Regions from separate parts of the Mus musculus genome. Here region 1 is linked to region 2. Evidence: chromatin loops called from intact Hi-C (ENCODE). Cell type or tissue: gastrocnemius. All regions are shown on one strand.

The links. Hi-C counts contacts between places; a loop is a spot of excess contacts. Peaks named below come from ENCODE experiments on the same cell type or tissue, not always from the same donor. Only the 100,000 strongest peaks of a DNase experiment are listed, where the experiment ranks them.
Region 1: a loop joins it to region 2, with 2.5 times the contacts of the local background. A loop is called at or near these places in 6 of 42 quality-filtered maps.

What each region holds. Positions count from the first base shown.
Region 1 is chr5:103,587,403-103,595,402 of GRCm38, forward strand. Ptpn13 (protein tyrosine phosphatase, non-receptor type 13) reads left to right here. Exons shown (of 48, transcript NM_011204.2): 43 at 641-789; 44 at 2,456-2,546; 45 at 3,614-3,951; 46 at 6,105-6,320; 47 at 7,215-7,277. Among named protein-coding and RNA genes, the nearest start is that of Slc10a6, 38 kb to the right of the region's middle. In gastrocnemius, a CTCF peak has its summit at 10 (motif pointing left); DNase peaks (open chromatin) are centred at 3,753, 5,486 and 6,232; H3K4me3 peaks cover 223 bases; H3K27ac peaks cover 545 bases.
Region 2 is chr5:103,656,631-103,664,630 of GRCm38, forward strand. It overlaps Gm42138 (a long non-coding RNA gene), which reads left to right. Exons shown (of 3, transcript XR_880498.2): 2 at 7,720-7,864. Gm25721 (a small nuclear RNA gene) reads left to right here and starts at 1,607; the gene lies at 1,607-1,777. In gastrocnemius, CTCF peaks have their summits at 2,507 (motif pointing left) and 3,157 (motif pointing left); a DNase peak (open chromatin) is centred at 2,524; H3K27ac peaks cover 761 bases.

The sequences.
Region 1 (8,000 bases), 69 kb before region 2:
AGCCTTACTGCCCCCTGCAGGAAGTTAGCTGCAGCACCACCATGCCCTAACTGCTTGAGGATTCTCCCGCCTTGTCTGGGAAAGCAATTGCCTTGTGTTGTAAATAATCCGTATAGCGGGTACTCACTCAGACCCCAGGCTCTTCTAGGGTACCTGTGTAATACAGCTCCTAAATAGTCCACGAAAAGTGCTCTGTGCAGGAAGAACACTGCCCAATCCAGGAGTCGGCAGTGAGGGGGAAGAGGAGGCACGGAAAAGGGAAGGCTGTAGTCTAATGACAATCTCCTCACGTGTGGGATTTCTGACCTCTTGTCTCTGTCTTCCCCAGTGCTGAGAATCCAAGTAACAGGGGAAACTGGGTAGGTTTTCCTCACATAAACAGTGTCAGTAAAGTCAAACAAAAATGAGCATATGTTCCTTTCAAGAGCTAAACAACTGGGAGTCGCCCGCCTTCCAGACCTGTGAGCAGTGATGAGGTAGCTGCTTCAAGGCTGGGTGAGGTAGCGGTGTAGTAGCAAAACCTGTGTGGCCTGCAGTCATCAGCCAGGCTGCTGCCCCCTTTCCTAGGACAGTGGGAAGTGAGAAGAGGCTCAAGTGAGCTCGGGTGAGAACTGAAGAACCTTCTGGTCCTTCCTGATAGATCCCCCCTTTCTGACGAATGAGGAGCTGGCAGCCCTGCCGGTGGTCAGAGTCCCTCCCTCTGGCAAGTACACGGGCACACAGCTGCAGGCCACCATCCGCACGCTGCAGGGCTTGCTCGACCAAGGGATCCCTTCTAAGGAGCTGGAGGTAAGTGCTCCCTGTGTTTATTTGAATGGGAAATGTGATCATGGTTAGGAAATGTCCTTCAAGGTGGAACACATTCCATCTCTTTGAAAATACCAATTCCTTTCTGTCTTAGTGTTCTATTGCTGCGAAGAAACAGCATGGCAGCGGCAACTCTTAAAGAGACATTTAACCGGGGCTGGCTTACAGTTCAGAGGTTCAGTCCATTGTCATCATGGAGGGAAGCATGGCTGTGTGAGGCAGACATGGCACTGGAGATGTAGCAGGGAATTCTACATCTGGATTGGCAGGCAACAGGAAGCACTGAAACACTGGGTGTGGTTTGAATATTTGAGACCTCAAAGCCCACTCCCCAGTGACACATTTATTCCAACAAGGCCACACCCACTCCAACAGGGCCATATTTCCTGATAGTACCACTTCCTATGGGCCTATGGGGGCCATTTTCATTCAAACCACCAGACTCTGCAACACTACCCTGTAGGGCTAACTTCCAACTCTAAAGAGCACCATTTTGTCATACCTAATGATAAATTAATTTTCTCAGTGAGGATCTTAATGATTCTAGTTTAACAAGATTATCTTAACTGCTCAGAACTTGACAGATTTTTCTAATGATATTCTGTATTTCTTATATGTAAAAATAAAAATGTTTTAATTTAAAAAGTCTGGTCCTAATGGCACATGTCTATGTTCCCACCCCTTGGGAGTAAATGCAGGAGGGTCAGGAGTTCAGTCTTCCTGGCTTCTGCAGTGAGGTGTGTTGGTACAAACAGCTGCTGTGGGTAGACACAGCCCTCTTGGGTATGCATGCCAGGTCGCTGCCCTTGCTCCTGTGTTGCAGGAGAAACACAGCCCCACTGGGCTCAGGGGTCACCTTGTCCCTTTCTCTCAAACCCCCAGCTTCACTGCTCACTCGCCACTGAAAGGAGGTGCTCCTCTGAGAGCTGCTGCTATGTGCTTACACTCTGAAGGTGCCATGGAACCACTCAGTACCGGAGGTGTATGCCTCCTCTCCTTGAGTCTGGCTTTGTAGAAGCGGTTGTGTCTTCTTTAAGGTTTGGGGCTAAGCATCGTTATCCCCACCCCAGCACCTCTGAAGCACAGCTGTTTCCCTCCCCCAGCATCTAAATCTCCAAAAGGCATATCACCATGTTTGTTTATTTCCACATTGTCTCTTGGGAGCTGAAAGTTCCCTGAGATAGACTGTGCCTTCACTTACATCACGTTCTCTCCACTCATTGCACCAGCACTTACCACAGTGCCTTGCATATATATAGGAGCAGTCATGAAAAGGAGAAGGAATTGACTATCTGCACAGTGGACTGTCCACAACAGCAATACTACACACCGTGGTCTGTGACTCTATTCATGATATTGTCAAGAAAGTACTCCAGATGTTGCCTTCTTTGTAGGGTTTTTTGTTTGTTTCTTTTAGGATTATAGACAGTTTTAAACTGAATTTAGAACATAGGTTAAGAAATGCTATTAGTCGGCTGATCATGACCTGTCCAGTCAAAGGTTCTTGCAGTAAATTCATTCAGCAACAGCTTACAAACCTGTGTTCGTTAGCACTCTCAGCCCAATCGGTGCAGTAGAAGCATTGCTCTTGACTAAGTTATTGCTTTAGTTGACAAATTTAACCTTATGTCCATGTTGTTACTTGTAGAACCTTCAAGAATTAAAACCTTTGGATCAGTGTCTGATTGGACAGACAAAGGAAAACCGCAGGAAGAACAGATACAAAAATATCCTTCCCTGTGAGTTCCAGTGTGGGTCTGTGTGTGTGTGTGTGTGTGTGTGTGTGTGTGTGTGTGTGTGTGTTCCAGTGTGGGTCTAACTGTGTGTATCTGTGAGTTCTAGTGTGGCTCTAATCGAGTGTGTACGTGCAGTGAGTTCCAGACCAGCCTAGACCACATAGAGAAGCCACGTCTCTAGAAAGGAAAGGAGTCTAAGAAAGGTTTTAAATGGAGTAGATGAGGATTCAGCATTAAGGAGATGGGAGTTGTTATATGAGGCCAAAACCATGCAGATTTTATCTTAAAACCAGAACTGGGAAAACTATAAATACAAAGTAATTTATTGTTAGGAAGCAAACTGAACTAAGATGAAAGCCAAGCAATAAATCTTGAAACCCAATTTTAAAGGTTCATCCTTGGTTGCCACCACAACTAACTTATTAAATTTATAAATATTTAAACTATGAGGCCAGGTAAAGAAAGGTACTTGCCACCAAGGGGAGACAGACAGTCCTGTTAAGGTGTCTTCTGTCCTCCACATGTGTGGGTGGCAGCCACACACACACAAAAGCCACTCAAATAAATAATACAAAGTGACAAAATAAAAGATTCTCCTCACGTATCCACAAGATCTAGAGATGTCAGTCATGTCCCTAGCAGCCACTTTGACAGTGTCACTTCAGAGCGAGCTTTTGTTCTATGAAAGAGTTTGTTCCATCATTCAGAACCCTTGTCACTGGTATCTAAATACTGACAGAGAAGTAACAATGTTTATGTTTGTTTCCCTCCTTACTTACTGTGATGGTCTACTGTTTGTTAAGTTACTTTGTTACATGTTACCACACTTGTAATACAAACTCTATGTCAGTAAACCCCAAGTTTCATAGAAAGCCACCAAGCTGACATTTAGATAGAGTGTAACAAACACCATAAATATGATCTGGACTGCTGCTGGTTGAAATGCACATCATCAACACACACACAAGGAGGGCCCTAGGAACCATTGTAGTCATTGACTCCAGCTTCTTGTGAAACTTGTGGTGACAATACATGGTGGTGACATGCCCTTTTGCTGTGGACATTCACAGATGACACCACAAGAGTGCCTCTTGGAGATGAAGGTGGATACATCAATGCCAGTTTCATCAGGATCCCGGTGGGGACCCAGGAATTCGTGTACATTGCCTGCCAGGGGCCGTTGCCCACCACTGTGGGGGATTTTTGGCAGATGGTTTGGGAGCAGAACTCCACGGTGATAGCAATGATGACGCAGGAGGTGGAAGGAGAAAAGATCAAATGCCAGCGGTACTGGCCAAGCATCCTGGGCACAACCACCATGGCCAACGAGAGGCTGCGCCTGGCCCTCCTGAGGATGCAGCAGCTGAAGGGCTTCATCGTGCGGGTGATGGCCCTGGAGGATATTCAGGTCAGTCACTCGTCAGAAAGCAGACCTGCACGCTCTCCGGGAGGCCACAACAAAAGCAGGGCATCTACTATCTTTTATTTTTGAGACCAGGTCTCACGTAGCCCAGACTGGCCTCAAAGTCATTATACAGCTACAACAACCTGGAAGTCCTGATCCCCCTGCTTCTGTCTCCTGGGTACTGGGATTACAGGAATGTGTGATCCTGTCAAACCACACGCAGCTTCCAGTAGAGTTTTAAGAGTGGCCCTCATTCAGTTTCATCTGGTAGATGCTGTATTAGAACAAACATGGGGTTTTAACATGATCATCAGTCTGTGCTTAGGAATAAACAGCACAAAACAGTTCATAAACTGCAGTGTACATAGAACCATTACTGTTGTTGTTATTATTATTGTTGTTGTTTTTTTTCGGGATAAGGTTTCCCTGTGTAGCCCTGGCTGTCCTGGAACTCGATCTGTAGACCAGGCTAAGCTGGCCTTGAACTCTAGATTGGCCTACTTCTGGTTGCCAAGTGCTGGGATTAAAGGCATGTGCCAGCACACCTGATGAAACTTGCTTTGTTTAACACCTACAGGGTCCAATATCTAAGTAGACTAATTGAAGCTGTTTTAAGAAATCTGTGGCTATGAGAACACGTCCGGTGAAGGCAGCCTACATGTTTAGCGGGTGTGCACAGCTGTGCCATATCAGCTGTCATTGACACACTTGCCAGACACACTGGATAAAACTAGTGCATGCTAGCTTGTGATCGGCCTTTAGACAGAGCCAGCCGTCTGTCTCTTCAGTGTGGCATTCCCTCACCTGGTGCACCCTTCCCGGAAATATGAGCTATGCAAAGCCATGTTTGCTCATGAGTCTTTAACTTTCTTCAACGTTTCTTTGTTTTTCCTTCTCTGTGTGTATATGTGTTTGTGTGTGTACATAGATGTGTAGGTATGTCTGTGCGCACGTGTACGCTAGAGGCTGATGTAGGAATCTTCCTTCCTCTGTGGCTCTCTGCCTCCCTTGAGAAAGACTCGGCCACTGAACACGGAGCTCCCAGATTGAACTGCTCCGGCTGCCTTCCAGCCCCAGGAATCCTCCTGACTCCATCTCCCCAGCACAGGATTAAAGGGCAGTCCCCATGCCCAACTTTTTCTGTGGATGCTGGGGATGCAAGCTCAGACTCCATGCTTATGTGACAAGCACTTTACCCCTGAGCTTTCTTCAGCTTTTCTAGAAGGAAAACAAAACAAAACAAAAACAAAACAGTATGCTGATTCACTTCCATTGGCGACATATAAACGTGTTATGAGACTTTCCTTATTATTTACAAAGTGTCAGAGCTTTTATTCCTTTATGAAACCTAAACATTTTAGTTAACACATTTTAATTAATGCTCCTAGGTCCTGCCAGGTGATGTTTTGGCTCACACGAGCTTACCCATTGCTCAGATGAGCTTAGCACTTCGTGTTCCTCAGGTGACCTGATCATGAATCACAGTAGAGTAGTCCAACTCAAACCCTGGCATGGACCCCAGGTCCAGCATTTTAACAACAGGCAGACAGCCGTTCAGTACCCACATGGAGCTTGCTGCCTGCGTGGGCGTGGGCTGGCTGTGTTAGTCGTGCTGCTGGGAAAACAAAACCGAAAGGAAGGGTTGCTGGACTCTGAGATACAGGCTGTGTGTTCAACAACACAGGATGGCCTGAGAGGCTGCATTTGAGGAAAACGAAGCAGATAATAAAACCAGAGGATGCTGGGGGAGGAGGAGTTCTAATGGGAAAGAAAGAATAAAGTTCTGAGACTGACATTGCCAAACATATCACTTAAATGAGCCCACAGAGGCCTGGGTACCATCCCTAGCCACTAGGACTGGGCGGTGGTGATGCAGTCCGTGTATTTTTCAATCTGTTGTTGTCGGTTTTAGCCACAGTCTTGCTCTGTACCCTAAGCTGGCCTTGAATACTCCGTCCTCCTCTCTTGGTCTGAATACTGGAAATTAGGCATATGCCACCATACCCAGCTTTGTATGTTTATACCTTTTTATCTCTTCCATTTTTTCTTTTGATCTGATTCAATATACCACTCAAATTTGAAAGATGGAAATGATACTGTAAGGACCTGACTTAGGGACAGGTGACATTGTAACTCACTACATTTTACACTTTCAGACAGGGGAGGTGCGACATATTTCTCATCTGAATTTCACTGCCTGGCCAGACCACGATACACCGTCGCAGCCAGACGACCTGCTCACATTCATCTCCTACATGAGACACATCCGTAGGTCGGGCCCAGTCATCACACACTGCAGCGCTGGCATTGGACGCTCAGGAACCCTCATTTGCATAGACGTGGTCCTAGGCTTAATCAGCCAGGATCTGGAAGTAAGTACAAGATACGGCCGAGTGCTGGGCGATGTGACTGTCTAAATGTGTTGTTTCACCTTGTACAGACAGTAAGCTTCTCTGTGAGAGCAAGTCAGTACTGTTGCCATGACTACAGGAAATACCAAAGTCCAAAAGACAGTCCACTTTTAAAAAGAAAAATATTGAGCTTTGTCCTTGTTACCTATAGATAAGAAATTGGTAATTTTGTTTGAAAATTAATACTAATCTATTACTCTAAGTAGTTACTCTTAATTTTTAAATATTAATAAAGCAAGTAACAGTGTGATCTTACTTTGACTCTAATCTAAATTCGTATGAAACTTCCTTAATTGCCAAAATATCTTGTATTTAAATATATATATAGTTTTTGGATATAATTGTATATTGTATATAATCAATATATAGTATGTATATATATATGTATGTGTGTAGATAGGTAGATGATAGAGATATAGAGATTAAAGGGTCTGTCTCTTAAAGGGTTTTAGATGATGCAGTTCTATCCAGTTCTTGATACTCCTATAACCTATGATAACTGAAGTGGGGCACACCCAGCAGTCCAGTCTGCCCTCGTCTCAGACTGTCAAGCATCAGCTAAATTAAAAGGAAATGGAATTTTATTCTGGACATTAGTGTGAGGAATATTGCTTACATTATTTTTTTATAGTTTAAGAAATTAGCTAAATGTCAGAGGAAGAGAATGTGTATCAAAGACGTTCAAACATAGTAGACTCTAGTTCTTAGAAATACTGTATCATAGAAGGTCACTTCAGGAAGTCATTATACTGGAGAGTTTGACGAGTCGTGAGGAGGGGCAGGGGTGAGGACCCCACAGGGGACGCCTTCGCATCACCCAGCTTGTGTCTAACGCACCACTCTGTGTCCCGGCAGTTCGACATCTCTGACCTAGTGCGCTGCATGAGGCTTCAGAGGCACGGCATGGTGCAGACCGAGGTGAGGAGGACTTCTTCTGAGACTAATAGTTTAAAAGTTGCTCTTGAATTTGTATTCTCTTTCTGTCTGTCTTTCTGAGATGATCTTGCTATGGCCCAGGCTAACCTGGGCTCAAGCGCTCTTCTCATCTCAGCCTTCAGGTAACAGGATGACAGAGGAAGGCTCTACCCTTTGCCCAGTGATCTCTTTGAAGGTTTCCTTCCATGTTATAACATAAAACCAACATCTCTTGTCATAAAGGACCCTTCTATAGCATTAAGACTAATTCAGAAAAAAAAAAAGGGGGAATTTCAGACTATCATTTTAGATACTACCTTAAAATTTTTATTTTTTTAATGGAGAACAGGAGCTGGGGAGATAGCTCCTCAGTGAAGTACTGTCATGAGGTCCTAGGTTTGAGCCTCAAAACCTACACGAAAATCCAGGCATAGACTGGGAGGACAGACTCAGGCAAGTTCCTAAATTTATGAGCTCCAGCCATTGAGAGACCCTGTCTCAAAAAAGCAGGGGGTTAGGGGAGGGGCGGGGAGGCACCTACCCAGGGCTGTCATCTGGCTCCTCATGCATGCACACACAGGCACATACATACACAGACACACACACAGGCACATACATACACAGACACACACACAGGGAGGGAGGGGAAAGGTGGGGAGAGGGAAGAAGGGATGCAGTGTCCCCACTAAGTTGCTCATAAAGGGTGGACTTGTTGGAGGCTCCGAG
Region 2 (8,000 bases):
GGGATGTCCGCCAGCAACTGCGGAGCTGGCTTATCTGTAGAAGGTACTTCTGTGCCTACAAGAAACTAGAATGTATAGAAGCCCGATTCATTGTGTCTGTAGTCCAAATGGGGAATGTCTGTGCCACAGGGGTGAAGCCCCCCACCATGGATTATGTGACCAGTGTAGGAGAGTTCAGCCCGATTTGATTTCAGTTAGCATAGATGGAGACTGCAATGTGCCCACCAGCCTTAGTTTGGTTCCAAGCACCCGTGTGGTGGCTCACAGCCATCAACAACTCAGACTCCTGGGTGTGCAGCACCCTCTTCTGAACTCCGAAGGCACCAGGCATGCATGGAGTGCACATACATACACAGTCTTGACTGAAACTCCATAGAGACCCAAAGCTAGAACCATCAACTCAACAGCTCCAGGATTTCTGGTTGTTAGAAAATAAAACAGATTTAGAATCTAGTTCAACTGAACCCAGGGGCCATCTGGTTACAATACTCAGCACCAAAGTGGCTCTTGTGGTGGCATATGTGTGCATGCCCAGCATTTGGGAGGTAGAGGCAGGAGGATCAGAATGTTGAGCCTATTCTTAGCCACAGAGCCAATAGTAGACTAAACGACATGAGACCCTGTCTCAACAACAAATATAATGTTCATTGGTTTAATCCATTAACTGTTGGAGTAAAGTTTATACAGCAGATTATATTGCATATACCATGTCTTATTGTGAGAAGAGTACTCTTTATAGAAAAAAAAACTTTTTATTTTATTTTTTAAAAGAAATTCTTTTTTAAAAAAAGATTAATTTATTTATTCATTATATATAAGTAGACTGTAACTGCCTTCAGACACTCCTGAAGAGGAAGTCAGATCTCATTATGGATGATTGTGAGCCACCATGTGGTTGCTGGGATTTGAACTCAGGACCTTTGGAAGAGCAGTCAGTGCTCTTACCTGATGAGCCATCTCTCCAGCCCTCACCCCCACCCCCACCCCCTTTTTGGGGGAGAGGGGGTTTCGAGACAGGGTTTCTCTGTGTAGACCAGGCTGGATTTGAGAACTCAGAAATCCACCTGCCTCTACCTCCCTAGTGCTGGGATTAAAGGCGTGCACCACCACTGCCTTCTTTTTTTATTTTTAAACTTGCATTTCTGTGTGTGTGATATATGTGTATGTGTGTGTATATGTGTGTGTATGTGTGTGTGTTTGTATATGTGTGTATGTGTGTATATGTGTGTATGTGTGTTTGTATATGTGTGTATATGTGTATATGTGTGTATGTGTGATACATGTGTATGTGTGTGTATATGTGTGTGTGTGTTTGTATATGTGTGTATGTATGTGTATGTGTGTGTTTGTGTATGTATGCTTGTGTGTGTGTGTGTGTGTGTGTGTGTGTGTGTGTGTGTGCGTGCGTGCGTGCGTTTGCCTGTGTTTGGGAATACACATGCTGTGACCTGAGTGTGCAAGTCACAAGCTTGTAAGAACCAGTTCTCTCCTTGCACATCACTCAGGTCCTAAGGACTAAACTCAGGTCATCAGGCTTGGCTGCAAGCCTTTAATCCCTGAGCCATCTCACAACCCCGCCTCATTTCATAATTAAGATTAATACTAAGTGCTTACCGGGCAGAGGAGATACCATGATTTCAGGGTGGTTTTCCCAGGGTGAGGCTTATCCAGTGTCCTCTGGACGTGCTGACCCCAGGGAGTTCCCCACTGTGAGAAAGTAACCGCATGGTGTAACCACATGGTTTATGGTAGAGGACTGAATTCATATTTTCACCCAAATTAGAAGAGGAAGAGGAGGAGGAGGAAGTAAGATAAAAATGAATAGAACCCACACTTTTATAGACATTCGCCCTAAGAGGATCCTGCGAACTCTTACCCAGAGCCACTTAGAACCCGTAAACACAGTCGGCAAACAGCATGACACCTCTGTACCCACACTGTTCCAGGAGAAAGCAAGCTAAACATTCAAAGGACGTAGAGGGAGGCTATCTGCTAAAGATTTACAAACAAAAAACATTTTCTGAAATTCCTTTTGAAAATACCAAACCGGGGCTGGAGAAATATCTCAGTGGTGAAGAACAGGTGTTGCTCTTCAGAAGATCTGGTCCGTTCCCAGAGCCTATGTGGCAGCTACTATTGGCTCTGTGGCTAAGAATAGGCTCAACATTCTGATCCTCCTGCCTCTACCTCCCAAATGCTGGGCATGCACACATATGCCACCACAAGAGCCACTTTGGTGCTGAGCATTGTAACCAGATGGCCCCTGGGTTCAGTTGAACTAGATTCTAAATCTGTCTTATTTTCTGACAACCAGAAATCCTGGAGCTGTTGAGTTGATGGTTCTAGCTTTGGGTCTCTATGGAGTTTCAGTCAAGACTGTGTATGTATGTGCACCCCCTGCATGCCTGGTGCCTTCGGAGTTCAGAAGAGGGTGCTGCACACCCCGGAGTTTGAGTCCTTGATGTCTCCAGTTCCAGAGGATTCCACACCCTCTTCTGGCCTCTGAGGGCATTGCACATATATAATGCACAGACATGCATGCAGAGAAAATACCCGAATATATAAAATAAAGTCATAAGGGCTGGAGAGATGGCTCAGCAGGTAAGAGCACTGGCTGCTCTATGAAAGGACCCAGGTTCGAATCCCAGCACCTATGTAGTCACTCATGGCCCTCTGTAACTGCTGTCCGAAGAGATCTGATGCCCTCATCTAAACATACACATGGTGGACATACATACATATATGCAAGGAAAACACCCATACACATCAAAATAAAGTGAAATGTTGTTTTAAAGAAAGGAAAGGAAATACCAAATTCTAGCGGGGAGGGGACATAAGCAAAGGCAGTAAGAAAAGATAGTGAACTAGAAGAAAATGTAACGGCATGTGTATGAAGAACCTGGGGGTAATCCTATTATTTGAAAGCTAACTTAAAAATAATAACCAAATTCTACCTCTCTCTCTCTCACTCCCTTCTTCCTCTCTCCTCTACAGGTTTAAGCTCATCTTCACCCCTATCTCTGTATCAGTTTCCCTGTTTTATTGGTACCTCATCCTCTTCTTCCACTTAGATTGTGTCTAGTCCAGAAAGCTCTCGTTGGCCTTTTTAATTGTTTAAGTGAACACTGCTGCCACCTAGTGTTAAGATGAAGTTACAAGGGGGAATGCAAAAGAGATGAGACTGTCCAATCATACATAACAAAACTGTGGCATGCTCTAAATGCCGTTCGATAGACTGTACTCACTGGTTCATTTAATTATCACATATTGATGGCATTATTAGTTTTGTGATTTTGTGGTGTTTTAATATTTATTTGTATTCTCTCTCTTTCTCTCTCTCTCTCTCTCTCTCTCTCATGAGTGTGTGTGTGTGTGTGTGTGTGTGTGTGTTTCTTTGTGTAAGTGCTGGTACCTGAATGGTCAGGTCCCCTTGTGTTACCAGTGAACTCCATCCCAGGAAGAGCATCCATTATGTGTTCTTAACCAGCAAGCCCCTTGTGATGGTATTTTAGAGATGGCATTTTGAGCACCAGTAACATTGAATATCACAGGGCTTGAACTCAAGACCACCTGATTCTGATCTTTGTTCTTTCTGCACCATACCTCCCACACTACACAGTCTCCCCAGATGACACTCTATGCAAGGCTATGATCCGCTGTAAGTTCTGCTCCAACTGCCCTTTGCCATCATGAGACTCTCACATGTGTACACCCATCCTGATTCCAAAGACGTTTTACTTCTCTTAAGATGTAAACCACAGATTCAGTTTCCAAGTTTTTATGGCTGTTTCTAAAACTTCCCATGTGTTAATTGCATAACTTTCGAAGATAATGATGAAAAGGTACATCCCATAATTTTAAGGCCCCCGACTGACAGCCGTCAATGCCATACACTCCGTACTCCTCCGTACTGATGCTTTGCAGTGCTCTCTGCTCCCAGGTCATTCTTCCCCTGGTTTGTTTTTAATGTATGAGTGCTCTGTCTGCATGTATACTAGCCTGACAGGGGAGGGCATCAGATCCCATTACAGATGGTTGTGAGCCACCATGTAGTTGCTGGGAATTGAACTCAGGACCTCTGGGAGAGCAGACAGTGCTCTTAACCATTGAGCCATTGCTCCAGCCCCTTCATTCTTTAACTTTGTGCATGCTGAGGCTGTGTCAACCCTTCTGTTACCTCGCCAAGCCTCCTGGCCCTCCTCTTACCAGGGTAGCCATCATTTTCTGTGGGTCAGACCCAGAAAGGATTCACTAGCCAGCCTGGGCTTCTAGCTTGGATTTCTAGCCCATGCTTCCACCAGGTGGAGGAACTCTTGCATTTGACTGATAAAGGTTTCAACACAATCCAAATATCCTCCCAGCCCTCAACCTCTCTCTCTTTGCTATTCTTAAAATGACCCAGTGGTGCCTGAGCCAGTCTTGGCGCAGAGGCGTCAGTCATTTTTACCACATTTTGCTGACATCTGCTTCATGGAAGCCATCATTCTGAACTTCTTCTCATGACATCCTGATCTTCACCGATAGGTAGGGAAGAAGGTGATATTTTACCTGGTGTTGGTAAGGGAAGAGAATGTAGAGAACCATACCATGGCACGACGAGTATTGGTTGGTTCTCAGAGTGGCACCGTCCTCTGCCATCGAAGCTGTTTCTGCTCTGGAATGGCACATCACGAGGGCTCAGTCCTTGAGTCTCTCTCTGAGAGTTAGGGCTGAGAACAGGGGAAGCAGCCTGACCTCACACATGGGCCTCTGGGGATTCACAGTAATATTTCTCCAAGACGTATGGATTCAAAGGACTTGTCTGCCTCAGTATAGGTGGAAACCTCATTCATGCTAGTTTATGAATTACAACAAGCTGGAGGAGAAATTCAGTCGCTGAGTACTGATTGTTCTTACAGAGGACATGGGTTTAGTTCCCATACCTGCATCAGGTAGTTCATAGCTATCTGTAACTCCAGCTCCTGGGACTCTGACATCTACTCTGGCTTCCATCAATATCTGTATGTATGTGGTACACACAAAACCATACACATGGTGCTGGAGGCAGGCAGATTTCTGTGAATTCAAGGCCAGCCTGGTCTACAAAGTGAGTTCCAGGACAGCTAGGGGCTGTTATACAGAGAAATCCTGTCTCACAAAAACAAACAAACTAAAAAATACATTCTAGTAAAAAAAAAAAATCAGTAGCTAGATCATTAATGAGCTTACTCAGAAAGTAATTAGAAAATATATCCCACTGACAATGGGGGAGACAGGACCTGGGACAAACTAAAGTAACCAAAGAAGTTAAAGATGTCACATGAAAAACTTTTGTTTGTTTGTTTTGTTTTGTTTTTTGAGACAGGGTTTCTCTGTGTATCCCTGGCTGTCCTGGAACTCATTCTATAGACCAGGCTAGCCTCAAACTCACACAGATCTGCCTGCCCCTGCCTCCTGAGTGCTGGACTTAAAGATGTGCGCCATCACCACCTGGTACAATGAAAATTTTAAGACAATGAAAAAAAAATTGGGGGAGAATTCAAGTTCTCTTAATTTGGCAGAATTAATACTGTGAAAATGACTAATCTATAGGTTCTATGAAAGCCCATCAAAATTCTAATGCTATTTGTCCTAGAACTAGAAAAAACAAAACATAAAAGTCGCATGGGGCCGGGCATGGTGGTGCACGCCTTTAATCCCAGCACTCGGGAGGCAGAGGCAGGTGGATTTCTGAGTTCGAGGCAAGCCTGGTCTACAAAATGAGTTCCAGGACAGCCAGGGCTATACAGAGAAACCCTGTCTCGAAAAAAAAACAAAAACAAAAAACAAAAAAAAACAAGTTGCATGGGGACAGTAAGGGCCAGATTGGCAAAGCATTCCTGAGCAGGAGGAAACTGCCTGAGATGTCACAGTACCTAACCTCATACTGCAGTCATTCACAGTGACAGAGACAGAAACGAAACGTAGGCCACCAGAACTTAACAGTGAACCCTGAAATCAACACACAGTTACTGTCTAGCTTTTGATGAGGGGTCAAAAATATATACTGGATATACTGGGATATTCTCTCAGATAGTGCTGTGAGAACCTGGGCATCTGCCTGCAGAATAATTAAACTACAGTTTTCTCTTTCTGCATAAAAATCAATTCAACACAGATTAAAGGCCTTAATTTACTGCTAAAGCGCTGAGCGTGCTAGAGGAAGACGGAGGGCATTTCAAGACACAGACACAGACGAGGGGTTCCAAGGAGGAGCGAAGAAGCAGAGAACCCAAGAGTCAGAATGAGATTGCACTGAAGGAAACCAAGCGAGCTGAACAGCTGGTCTGTGGGGCACGAGAAAGTTCTTGCCAGCATACATAGACAGGAAGTGATTATCTAGAATACACATAAAGGTCTGTAAAAATCAAACCCCAACAAACTCCGGGGCATCATGATACACACCTTTAATCCCAGCATTTAGGAGGCAGGTGAAGGTGAGTTTGAAGCAAGCCTGGTCTACATAGTGAATATCCATATAGCCAGGACTAGAGGGAGAGAGAGAGAGAGAGAGAAGGGAGGAAGAGAAAGTCAAAACAACAACAGCAACAAAATAAGTAAATAAATAAATAAATAAAATCCAGGCAGGAGTGGCCACACTTGCCTTTAATCCCTAACACAGAGGTAAGCAGATCTCTGAGTTTAAGGCTAGTCTGGTCTATACAGTAAGTTCCAGGACAGCTAGGGTTATACAGAGAAACCCTGTCTCAAAGAAGGAAGGAAGGAAGGAAGGAAGGAAGGAAGGAAGGAAGGAAGGTTGTTTTTTTTAAATGGACAACTCTAGAGATATCTATTTTTAATTTTTGTAATAAAAAAGAAAAGGTGACACAATTAAGCAGTGAATGGGATCGTTTTTCTTCACATCCTTGCCAGCATTTAGTGACCTTTGCTTTGCCTGCCTGGCTTGACTTTCTCTTCCTCCCTTCTCTCTCTCTCTCTCTCTCTCTCTCTCTCTCTCTCTCTCTCTCTCTCTCTCTCTTTCCTTCCTTCCTTTCTTTGAGAAAGGGATTGACTATGTAGCTATATAGCTCTGGTGTCCTGGAACTTTAAAGATCTGCCTGCCTCTGCCTCCTGAGTGCTGGGATAACAGACATGAGCCACCACTGCCTGGCCTTAAAACGTTTTTTTGTCACGTAAGATTTCAGACTGAGGTCCTAATAGCTGGGGGTGAAGCCACCCAGGATGCACGAAAATTGCTTTCAGGAAGAACCAGTTTCTTCAATACAAGAGAAGTGCTCACCCGCAGTCTTGGTCCACAGTGTGCGGTCACTGTGAGGATAAAGAGGGCAGCGTTGGCAGGTGATAACTGTGCTTCTCCAAGCAAGGCAGACAGTACCCTAAACACTTCTGCAACAGCCTTTGCACCCCCTCTGTGCCAGGCAAGGGTCCAGCTCAGTCTAGAAGCCGGTTTTACAAGTGGCAGAGGGCTTGGTCCTTATTGGTCCTCAGGGAGACGACGAAGTGCTCTAAAGGTACTCGTGGGAAAATGGAATACTGAAGAAGGCCTTGCTAATGTTAACTGGAGCCAGAGTATCTGGTCAGAGCCGAGTGAGGTTTACAAAGTGTGGAGTTGCGAGCGAAGCACTCTGCGTTGAGAGACAGTCCTCAGTGCTCCGCGCCCCCACCCCCACCCCCCATCCCCCCCACCCACGCTGCTCCCTGCTGTGTTGTCACCACACTAGACTTTACTTCTGCGAGCAGGTGTTTGGTTCAGCATGGCAAGCAAGGCTCTGGCATTGGAGGAGAAGCAGTCTAGTAACCTGAGATAGGCTCCGGAAAAACCGGCGTCCCTGTGCCCAGCAAGGCAGTTCCCAACACGACTCAATCTTCTGAAGTTCGGATTGTGGTTTGTATTTTTTTATTTGTTTGTTTATTTTTTTGTTTGTTTGTTTTATGTAAGTACACTGTAGCTGTCTTCAGACACTCCAGAAGAGGGCCCCAGATCTTGTTACGGGTGGTTGTGAGCCACCATGTGGTTGCTG